2 separate regions of the Mus musculus genome follow, and region 2 is linked to region 1. A link is a contact called in ENCODE Hi-C or POLR2A ChIA-PET data. All regions are on one chromosome and are shown on one strand. The core of a region is the stretch at or near the end of the contact, and the rest is flanking DNA. Distances in the headings are between cores, read along the strand shown.

Region 1 (5,761 bases), core at 1,481-3,980:
GTACAGTAGTTGGTATTGACAGACTCAGGTGGTCTATCCTTTCGCTGGTCTCATAAGCTATAATGCATCAACATGGTAGTGCTTGGGTTTTAGTGGAAGAAAGATGTGATGAAAGTTTTACAGGTCTCAGCTGCAGCTTTGACGACTTCAGAAAAAAAAAAAGTACTTTATTTCCAGCAACCAAAGTTGTTTCTCTGCAATTTACACAAAAAGGGAATGTTCTGGAAAAAGAAAGGAGTGACTCAGAACCATTAAGTGGGAAGGAAGGCTGAGTTTCATGAAAGAGCAGGGGAAATGTATTTTTGCTTTTCTTTTCCTTTGTGGGTTCTCTTCACATGTTTTCATCATGTTTAAAACGGAGATAGAAGATCCCTGCTTTGTGTCTGTGTGTGGTTTGAAATTGTCCACTCATACTGCTCCCTCCTACTGTACAACACGTACTACGCAGGAAACATGGAAGATCTGAGAACTTCTTCCCTGGATAATGACTAGCAAATCTAAAGGCTAGCTTCCAACCCCTCTTCCAGAAAAAGATTCTGTCACCCAGCCTGGGTCACTTTGTCATGCATGTTCAGAGGGAAGCTCACAGAGGGAAAATGCAGATCCCAAGGAGTAAAGGCGATTGATTGCTGGAGCCAGGTAAATAAGCCTGCTCTCATGATGCCTTTCATTTGGCGTTGTCTTTAATTCTCTGGTTCTATTTGGAATAGTCTTTAAAGCAAATATCAGTTTCCTTGCCTCCAAAAAAGGAAAAAAAATGCTTTGTGGCAGAGCTTGAATGCTTCCTTGAATCCCTGAAGTAACAAGTAGTACTATTGTTTTTGCTTATTGCTCAGCTTGCCTCACAAAAAGTGTGCATCATGACGCACATCCCAGGCCATGGTTCAGCGTTATCTCAGGAGCAGGTGTAGCAGGACTAGAGGAGGCCTGGGATAGGGGAATTAGGTAAACACCAGACTCCCTTTGACAGCAGAGGCCCTTCTGTATATCTTAGACCTTTGTTGACATTTGAAAAAGACTAAGTTATGCTTCCCAGTTTGTTTTTTTCTTTATTCTGTGGTCATGGGGAAAATTCCTTTCCTTTTTTCCCCTTTATTTCAATCCTTACCACACTAGATTGCAATTTTCCCGTTAGCTAGTAGATACTTGGGCATCATCATTGCCTTTGCCTCTCTGCTGTCCAGCTGACAAAAAGTCCTCAAATTGGAACCTTGTCTTAATCAACTAATATCATATCAAAATTTAGTTTTAGTTATCCTTTTTAAGAATCTTTGAATTTTTTTCATTTCTGATTTTTTTATTGGATATTTTCTTTATTTACATTTCAAATGTTATCCCATTTCCCGGTTTTCCCCCAGAAACCCTTTATCCCATCCCTCCCCCCCCCTGCTTCTGTGAGGGTGTTCCAGCACCCACCCACCCATTCCTGCTTCCCTGTCTTGGCATTCCCCTACACTGGGGCATTGAGCCTTCACAGGACCAAGGTCCTCTCCTCCTACTGATGCCTGACAAGGCCATCGTCTGCTACATATGCGGCTGGAGCCATGGGTCCCTCCATGTGTACTCTTTGGTTGGTGGTTTAGTTCCTGGGAGCTCTGGGGGATCTGGTTGGTTGATGTTGTTCTTCCTATGGAGTTGCAAACCCCTTCAGTTCCTTCAGTCCTTTCTCTAACTCCTCCACTGGGGATCCCGTGTTCAGTCCAATGGTTGGCTGCGAGCACCCACCTCTGTATTTGTCAGGCTCTGGCAGAGCCTCTCAAAAGACAAAGTCAGGACTTAGCTCAAGAATTTAGTCTGTAAGGTTTATAGGTTCAGAAAATCTGTGGATGTAAGGATAGCTGCTGGCCAGATTGTCAGTGAGATTCATTATGCACCCTTTGTTCCTGCCGGTTTTGCCTTCCTGATTTAGTTCTCCCTCTGATGGCTTTGGGGAACAGAATGTCACTGTCTGCCGTCTCTTCAAAGTCGCACTCACTATGACAGTGTCAGGTTCCGCTCCTCTGCACCCATGTAAACACTGGCTTCATGTTGGCGTCAGTCATGATCAAGGATTCATCTATGGTCATTAATTAAGTCTTTGTTTATGATCTTGGATTGGTACATGATGGAGGCAGCATAACATTTTCAGCTCAAGTGACACGACGTCCGAAGCCCTATCTACCCCCATGACATGGTTTTGCCCTGACGCAACTAAGTTCTTCCGTGAAATAAACTGTCAGCATCCAGGACTTGAGCAGACCGAGGAAAGGCCAAAGTGAAGCCTGCTGACAGGTTGAGCTGCCTGACCACAGAGTGACCCTGAGGGAGGGGAGGACGGGGAGGGCCATTATGCCATCCCTGGATCCCTGGCGCTCAACGACCCACCGTCCAGGCAGAAAGTCTTTCTTAGAAATCTGGTAGCCATGGAAACAGTTCATAGTCAGCCAGCCTCAGACACACGCCTGGGGAACATTCATGGGCCTTAGTTCTCTGCCTCCTTCAACAAGCTGGCAGAATCCAAAGAGACTTGGAACAGACTGGTTTGTTTCATTTTATACCTAAGTAGGGCCTGCCCTAAGGAATGCAACTCTAATGAAACAACGCAGCATGCCATTTTAAAGACATTAAAGCCATCCCTGCCATGAGAGACAGGCCAGGCAGTTTAAATGCCGTATTCACACCATTGCATAAACAAGTGAACTGGGACAGCAGCAAAGACAGTCGGCAAGTCCAGATATCCCACGAAGAGGCGATGACCTTTTCTAATGTGCAGCGTGCCAGCATTTGAAACGAGCGCTAGATGATTCCCCTTCGAAATCAGAGTTAATGGAGTGTTTCCCAGCTGTGCAAACACGGGCTTTGCTCAGTGTTGGAGTTCTCAACCTATCAGTCATCATGTGCTCCAAAGGAAATGCCTTGTGTGTCTCTCCCAGTTGTGTGTTTAGCTTATCCCTTTCTGAGGGGTTAAAGGTTCTTCTCTCCTTGTTTGAAATGGAACTGGTAGCCTAAGCCATCCAGGGAAGTCCAGTCACTGACCTTTACCAAGAATTAATTCGTAATCTCACTGCCCTTTCCAATTGTTACGCGATCCCAAAGATGCTTCACCCTTCTGAGATGAGATGAGATGAGATGAGATGAGATGAGATGAGATGAGATGAGACGAGACGAATGGTTCTGGGCTTGGGCAGAAGAAAAGGCAGAGTTAAACTTTGTTGGTTAAACCAAGGATTTGAAGATTTGCATGTGATTCAGACAAAGATCACCATGTGGCTATTGCTCATAGCAATCGGAGATTACTGATTGTATTGTGTACCAGGTAGGGCACACAGTAATTACATGACACATCTCTTTAAACCCTCAGAGAATTCCTAGGAGGTATGTGTTATAATTATCTCTATTTATAAAAGAGAGAACCCTAAATCTAGGCTCTCTGGCTTTCAGTTTGTCATCCTTAAAAGTCTGCATAATCTTTGGAAATATGTGAAGTAGCTAAATGCATGTGCATCACTTCAAGGGGAGACATAGTGAAGTCTGTTCACCTGAAATAGAGAGATGTTAGAAGAAACAGTTCCACCCATGTCCATTTAATGACTCAAAAAGCTCGATGGGGTTATTTAAAAAGGCATTTCCTATTGGAGAACTGCGTCCTTGAAAACTAATCTTTTCTCCTGGCCCAATACACATACACACAAACACACACACCATACAAACAAAAACATACCATACCACACACATATACACAAATATCATACATACAAAACGCATATATACCATACACATAAACACACAGAAATACATACCATATACACAAACACACACAGAGAAACACAGAAACACACACATATCCTACACATACAAATATACACGTATACAAACACATACACACCATGTGTAGCATGAAAACATATACCACTGGAGTCCCAACCCACAGCACAGCTAACTGAAAACCAAGGCCTTATGTAAGTCAGCACAGCAAATCTGCTTCTTGGTGTCAGAGATCATGTCACACCTGGGAAAATGGCTCCATCACAAAAACATTTCCCAACATTGTACTTGAAGTCCTAGCCAGAGCAATTAGACAACAAAAGGAGATCAAGGGGATACAAATTGGAAAGGAAGAAGTCAAAATATCACTTTTTGCAGATGATATGATAGTATATATAAGTGACCCTAAAAATTCCACCAGAGAACTCCTAAGCCTGATAAACAGCTTCAATGAAGTAGCCGGATATAAAATTAACTCAAACAAGTCAATGGCCTTTCTGTACACAAAGGATAAACAGGCTGAGAAAGAAATTAGGGAAACAACACCCTTCTCAATAGTCACAAATAATATAAAATACCTTGGCGTGACTCTAACTAAGGAAGTGAAAGATCTGTATGATAAGAACTTCAAGTCTCTGAAGAAAGAAATTAAAGGAGATCTCAGAAGATGGAAAGATCTCCCATGCTCATGGATTGGCAGGATCAACATTGTAAAAATGGCTATCTTGCCAAAAGCAATCTACAGATTCAATGCAATCCCCATCAAAATTCCAACTCAGTTCTTCAACGAATTAGAAAGGGCAATCGGCAGATTCATCTGGAATAACAAAATACCTAGGATAGCAAAAACTCTTCTCAAAGATAAAAGAACCTCTGGTGGAATCAACATGCCGGAACTAAAACTGTACTACAGAGCAATTGTGATAAAAACTGCATGGTACTGGTATAGTGACAGACAAGTAGACCAATGGAACAGAATTGAAGACCCAGAGATGAACCCACACACCTATGGTCACTTGATCTTTGACAAGGGAGCTAAAACCATCCAGTGGAAAAAAGACAGCATTTTCAACAAATGGTGCTGGCACAACTGGCGGTTATCATGTAGAAGAATGCGAATTGATCCATTTCTATCTCCTTGTACTAAGGTCAAATCTAAGTGGATTAAGGAACTCCACATAAAACCAGAGACACTGAAACTTATAGAGGAGAAAGTAGGGAAAAGCCTCGAAGATATGGGTACAGGGGAAAAATTTCTGAATAGAACAGCAATGGCTTGTGCTGTAAGATCAAGAATCGATAAATGGGATCTCATAAAATTGCAAAGCTTCTGCAAAGCAAAAGACACCGTCAATAAGACAAAAAGGCCACCAACAGATTGGGAAAGGACCTTTACCATAGGGGACTAATATCCAATATATATAAAGAACTCAAGAAGGTGGACTCCAGAAAATCAAATAACCCCATTAAAAATGGGGCTCAGAGCTGAACAAAGAATTCTCACCTGAGGAGTACCGAATGGCTGAGAAGCACCTGAAAAAATGTTCAACATCCTTAATCATCAGGGAAATGCAAATCAAAACAACCCTGAGATTCCACTTCACTCCAGTCAGAATAGCTAAGATCAAAAACTCAGGTGACAGCAGATGCTGGCAAGGATGTGGAGAAAGAGGAACACTCCTCCATTGTTGGTGGGATTGCAAGCTTGTACAACCACTCTGAAAATCAGTCTGGCGGTTCCTCAGAAAATTGGACATAGTACTACCAAGGATCCCACAATACCTCTCCTGGGCATATATCCAGAAGATGTCCCAACCGGTAAGAAGGACACATGCTCCACTATGTTCATAGCAGCCTTATTTATAATAGCCAGAAGCTGGAACGAACCCAGATGCCCCTCAACAGAGGAATGGATACAGAAAATGTGGTACATTTACACAATGGAATACTACTCAGCTATTAAAAAAATGAATTTATGAAATTCCTAGGCAAATGGATGGACCTGGAGGGCATCATC
Region 2 (5,761 bases), core at 1,113-3,612, 51 kb before region 1:
CTTTGTGTCCTTCACACCCCATATTACTTAGCAAGGTTTTTTAACTTTTGCTTTGATTTCAGGGTTTTAATTTTTGTTCCAGGTCATCAAAGACACTGTCTATATCACAAGTTTAAATTCTCTAGATAACATTAAAGAAAAGATTAATTTAGTTTTCTTTTATGTGCATGTTTGTCTACATACATGTATATCCACTATGTCCATGCAGCACCTATGGAGACCATAAGAGGGCATCTGTTTCCTTAGAACTGTAGTTACAGATAGTTGTGAGCCATGTGTAGATTTTATGAACCATACTCAGATTCTCTTTAGGAGCAACAAGTGTTTTTAGTTGATGAGCCAGCTCCTCCAGAGGAAACTTTAAATGATGCTCCAGTGAGACAGTCCCTCGAGTTAAGCAGCATTATGATGATAGAGGCTGACACAGAGTTCCTCTGTTCTGGAAGCCCAGTGGCAGTAAGAATGTCCTGTGGCTCTACTCAGATCCCATCAGCCTTGCTGTCTTCCTTGTGGCCCTGGGATCAGTTCCAGGCATCTGCATATTCAGTCTATTCATGAAGAGACTCCCAAGGTGAGTATCTCATCTAGAGCAGAACTTGAGCCCCACTGCAGTGGAGAGCCTTCACTAGGCTAGCACTCCCAAGAATGGTTTTATCGGTCACTGACAATCAAGAAGTTTTTGAGTTAAAACAGTCTTCCCTGCTCCCAACACCCAGTGTGTCTCCCATGCCCCTCAGACTCCTAGATGTTTCACATTGGAATATATGTGGTTCTTCTACTTCCTGCTTAGAAAAGGCCTCTGAGAAAGGATGTAAGTCAAGTGTTGGCTTGGATGCTGAGTGTCTGGAGAAGTAATGTCTGGCTGTAGGGATGAACTGCTGGAATCCTCAGAGGTCAGCAGTGTTTTCTTCTTTGTCTCACCATAATTTCTGTCACACAGTGTGAGGGTGCAGCCTGATTAATGACTCACTCCTTTCTCATCTCTTCACCTGGCCTGGGCTTTGCCTAGTGAAGCCAGACCTGCGAGTAATAATGACCTTAACAAGTGACTAGGTGCTGCATGGGGGGGGGGGTGTTGATGTCTTGAAATCATCTGTGACTTCCACCAAGACTCCCAGAGCAATAAGAATTCTACTTTCTAGGGTTGAGGAGAAACTGCTTGCTGTGCAAGGGTGAGAACCAGAGCACAGATCTACAAAACCCACAGAAAAGGCAGATGTGTGTGAGAGCCTGTCTGCAGTCCCAGTACATGGAGGCTGGGGTATGGAATTCATAAAGCAAACTGGCTAGCCACACTATTTCAAACATCTGGCTCTCCAGTTAGTGAAAGACACTACTTCAATACTCTTCAAAGTCAACAGAGGAACCCCAGGTCTTCACACACACACACACACACACACACACACACACACACACACACGCCCATCAAATATGCAAAAACAAAGTTATCTGTATTTCATATGGCAGGTCCAGCAAGAAGATTCTTCGTTGCCCTTGTTCTTGAGGAATGATAACTTCTAATCCTCCCAGCCCAGAGATTCCAGTGTATAGAGAGGAACATGCATCTGGCCCTTGTGGGAAACTAAGGAACCCAGCACTGTAACCCATGCTCCTGGCTCTTCCAGGATCTTCTCCTCCATCCTGGCTACAAGGTGCCCCTCACTGTTGTGGTCTGGAAGGGAGTGAAGCCCTGTGCACACTTAACTTATTCTTCATGCATTCCAGGAAGAGGGAACCAGAGCTAAAAGACTGTAGGCAAGAGACTGCCAGGCTTCCTTGTTCCCTTCCCAGCATTCAAACCAGCCATTAATGAACGCCAAAGCCATTTCTGGGAAGTGTGTGTGTGTGTGTGTGTGTGTGTGTGTGTGTGTGTGTGTTGGCAGGGGTGTGGGGGTGGTGCACATCTTTTCTAAATATCCTTAAGATGGAGCAGTTAATTCCAGTTTTCTGTTTGCCAGATAGTTGTTCTTCTTTTTCCTCATTTTCCAGAGCCTCTTTCTGCCAGTGGGCATGGTGATCAGCCCTGTTGGCCTGTCATTCATTATTTTTTAAAATTACACTCAACATGTTATCATAGCAGCACTTTGCACAAACAGAAAATCAAGTTTACTGTCCCTTTCTGGAGCCCTCTGTCACTATCATTTTGCTCTCTCCCCTTACTTGCATTTAAAGTAATCAACGGCACACAGTCCAAATAAGAATATTTTCAAGCTATTGTCAGATCCTAGTGACAAATCGATTACTCGCGGTTGCTTCCCAGGAAACTGCCTGTGGATATAGAATGCAATGGCATCCACAGCAGATTTGTAACCGAGGAAGAGTCTCGGGAATGTGGATGGCAAATTGCAGGGAGTGAGGTAGGCCATCAGGAGCTGGGAGGCAGCAGGGAGACTCGCTGACATGCAGGGACAGTGTTGTTTGCTTAGAAGACGAGCCACAATTCCGTTCTGCTTTGAACTCTTTCAAAAGAGCTGGCTTCCAGACAAAGGGAAATGCAATACAGCTAGGGTTGTCTGTTTTCATAAACTTTCAACTTGCTTTTGTTGCCAGTCCTGTTTTTAAAACCCGCCTTAGAAAAACATAAAGCATGCTTAATATTCTGCTCGGAACAATCTGATATTCATTGCGATATGTCTTGGGTCCCTATTGATTTTGAAGACACTGCACACAAATGCTTGACATTCGGGAGGGCAAAGTGAAGGATTAAAATGGAATGCCTCCTGCCTGCAATCGTCTTTGAAGAGGAGAGAATGTTCAAGTAAGCAGAATTCGCATAGTCAGAATAAAACATGACGAGAACATTTGCGGAAGGAGATGGAACGTGACTGGGGGAAATGTGAACAACACGGAAAGAATAACATTGGCCTGACTCTTTTCATCTTTTGTGAAGTGTTTTATACATTGATGCATGGTCAGTGGCCTTCAGATATAATTTTCTCCTACCGTGTGTATGTGTGTGTGTGTGTGTGTGTGTGTGTGTGTGTGTGTTGTCTCTCAAGGATGTCCATGTCTAGAGTAAGAGGATATTTGTGAATGTGGGTAAAAATGTGTACAAATTGCCAGTGACCATGCAAATATAGGCAGCTCAGCAGGGGTCTTAACTGACACAGAAGACTGTTGAAACCATAATGGCTTGTAGGCAAGAGGGCATAATTACTAGGTTGTTCTATGCTTATGGAGTGCTGACAGTCTGAGTCACTGGAAACCCAGAAGACTTGAACCTGCCTGAAATACTTCAGATGACAGAAGACAAAGGCACTTGGGCAGGACCAAACTCAAGGGTGTAAATACAGCAGCAATGGAAGGAACTTGTAGCTGGTGGCATCTGCTGCCACTTTAAACACTCTTCCTTCTTTGAGTCCCATGCTGGCCCATCTGAGAAAGGAATGTTTGGGAGACATTGCAGGTGGAATGAAACCAGAGAGGAGGAGAAGACTGGGCAGGAGCCTGGGGAAATGGAGGGGGAAGGGCTTGAGGACTTGGGACCCCAATTCTCCCTCATTTCAACCCAGGTCAAGAGATTCAAGCTCCTCCTCTAATGGGGTAGAGGGGCACCCTACTGGTATCTTATTTTTGTTCTGTTATTTTCTAAAGAGTTGGGTTTTTTTTTAATTATTATTTTTAAAATCTATGTTTTCACACACCTCTTTTCCTGTGAGTTCAGGAGCTTATGCTGTCCAGAGGCATCAGGTCCTCCAGAGCTGGAATCAGGCAACTATGAGTCCTTGAGAACTGAACGTGGGTCCGCTGCTAGATCAGTGCATATTTTTAGCCACTGAGCAATCTCTCTAGCCCCTTTACTATTTTGAGATCAGCTCTTATTACATTGTCCAGGCTTGACTCTACCTCCTGGAGTTGTGTGATCCCTCTGCCTCAGCTCTCACCCCCTCAGTTACTTGAGACTGCAGGTTTATGTCATCCTAGAGATTTTGCTAGATCTTCTGGCCCTTGAGCTCCTGGAATCTACCTGTCTCTGCCTTCTGTACATCTGACACCATGCCTGGCTCTTTTGTGGGTTCTAAAGATCTGAACTCATGCTAACACAGGAAGAACATTGACTACTAAGCAATCTCAGTAGCTCATCTAAGTAAATTAATTTAGTGACCCAGTGATGTGGGTCACTAATGGAACCAAAGATCTAACCCAGGTATATGATGATATTATTATGCTATTGATGACCCAAAAGAGCAGGCAGCAGGAAGCAACTGAGCCAAACTGATGAAGAAAACTGGGTTCTACTCATAGTTTTTTACTGGGTTCTTGTGACTTGCAAGAGAAATCAATTTGTCTATTAATGAAAATCACAAAATATAAAAATAAAAATTGCCTTCTGAACATTAAAAACCATTCCTGGACTTACAAGCTGTTTTAATTTTTCCTAACTGAGCTGTATATAACCCAATAAAAGAGGCCATTTGATGTTTACAAATGGGCCAGAAATAAATTACATGAGAAATTGTTTCAGGTTGTCATAGCCTGAAACTCATGACCTTTATGAAAACAAAAGGGCCTGAACCTGAGAGCCACACGTGAGCTTTCTTCTTCCTGTTCTCTCTCCTCCCGGCATACCTACCTGCTGTTCACAAAGATGTGTTGACATAATATATTATGGATAGGAACAACTTTGAAAGGGCTTTATAAACCTTTTTTGATTTTGCTGGTCAAGGTAGCACACACCTGGAATTCCCGTATTCTGTAAGGAAAGGCAGGAGAGTCATATGTTTGAAGATAGTTCAGACTGCTAGTGAGAACCCACCTCAAAAAATTCCACCACATCTTAGGTTGGACAAATTAACAAGGAGTATACATTATTTATCTACATGATACTTACTGTACCCACTTGGGACTAGAATACACCATGAAGACTTTTACAGGCTCAGTTAGCTGTGGTGTTGGTGGCACGGGGCTATTGTCCCAGGTACTGGGCAGGCTGAGACAAGGAAAGTTCATGAGTTCAGGGTTAGATTAGAGAACATAATGTAGCCCATCTCAAAAACTAAAGAAAAAATCGTGATTTTTATAGACTCAATCTTATCTCAACAAAGTGTAAAACTAGTCTCTAGACCTTGAGATATATTAAGCTGTCTTAAGAATTACTGCTGTATCTACAAGTGAAATGCCATCTAAGCTTTGTTATTCATAGGTTCCCTTCAGTATTCCCCAAAGTATCTTACTTAGTTTGCACCCTGAAAAGAAGCTTACTAAATACCCACACTCCTCCTACCAGGTTTTCATTGTGCGGCCCAAAATCCCTTCATAGTCCTTCTTTCTCTGCCAAGTCTCACTTCCTATTAGTCTTTTGGGAGGAGTTGCTTCCCAAAGAGCAATAGATTTACAGGTCTGCTTCTGCATTGACACGCAACATATCATGTTGGCAAACAGAATCGGAGAACACACAGTGGAGAACCAAGGAAAGTGATTAATGATTAGGTAGGAAAACAGAGGATATGGGTTGTAGATAGTCATGTTAACAGAGAGGCATGTTGCTTTGCAATGCTTTTAACAAGTCCTGGAATCCTGAAGTGACTTAATTCTCAGTTCAAACCCCCTACCTCAACCCCCAGGTAAATCACCACGGGAATGAAAACACTACATGCTCTCTTTCTCTTGCTAAGCTCTCTTTAATCTCATCTTTGAAAAGCCAGTGGTTTTTCTTGTGCAAACAGCTTCATAGAAATGTCAAATCTGGCACCCATAGTCTATGCTGAAGGGGGAGGATTGGTACAAAAGGCTCAGTGCTTAGGGCCTGGCTTTGAAACTA

Evidence for each region. Hi-C counts contacts between places; a loop is a spot of excess contacts on that map. ChIA-PET counts read pairs that join two places held with the same protein, here RNA polymerase II (POLR2A).
Region 2: a map of gastrocnemius shows a loop between it and region 1 (12-fold over the local background). The contact joins two enhancer-like sites. A Hi-C loop is called at or near these places in 1 of 37 maps with a recorded cell type or tissue (gastrocnemius). POLR2A ChIA-PET finds 5 or more read pairs at or near these places in 1 of 5 experiments (Patski).

The regions. Positions count from the first base shown.
Region 1 is chr14:29,175,920-29,181,680 of GRCm38, reverse strand. All of the region lies in intron 12 of Cacna2d3 (calcium channel, voltage-dependent, alpha2/delta subunit 3), which reads left to right. Among named protein-coding and RNA genes, the nearest start is that of Lrtm1, 160 kb to the right of the region's middle. Within about 2 kb of position 2,730, at least 2 of the 3 ENCODE cell types and tissues checked have a DNase peak (open chromatin) inside an H3K27ac peak, as active enhancers do; they include gastrocnemius, where a contact is called at or near this core.
Region 2 is chr14:29,226,160-29,231,920 of GRCm38, reverse strand. All of the region lies in intron 11 of Cacna2d3 (calcium channel, voltage-dependent, alpha2/delta subunit 3), which reads left to right. Among named protein-coding and RNA genes, the nearest start is that of Lrtm1, 210 kb to the right of the region's middle. Within about 2 kb of position 2,362, at least 1 of the 3 ENCODE cell types and tissues checked has a DNase peak (open chromatin) inside an H3K27ac peak, as active enhancers do; it is gastrocnemius, where a contact is called at or near this core.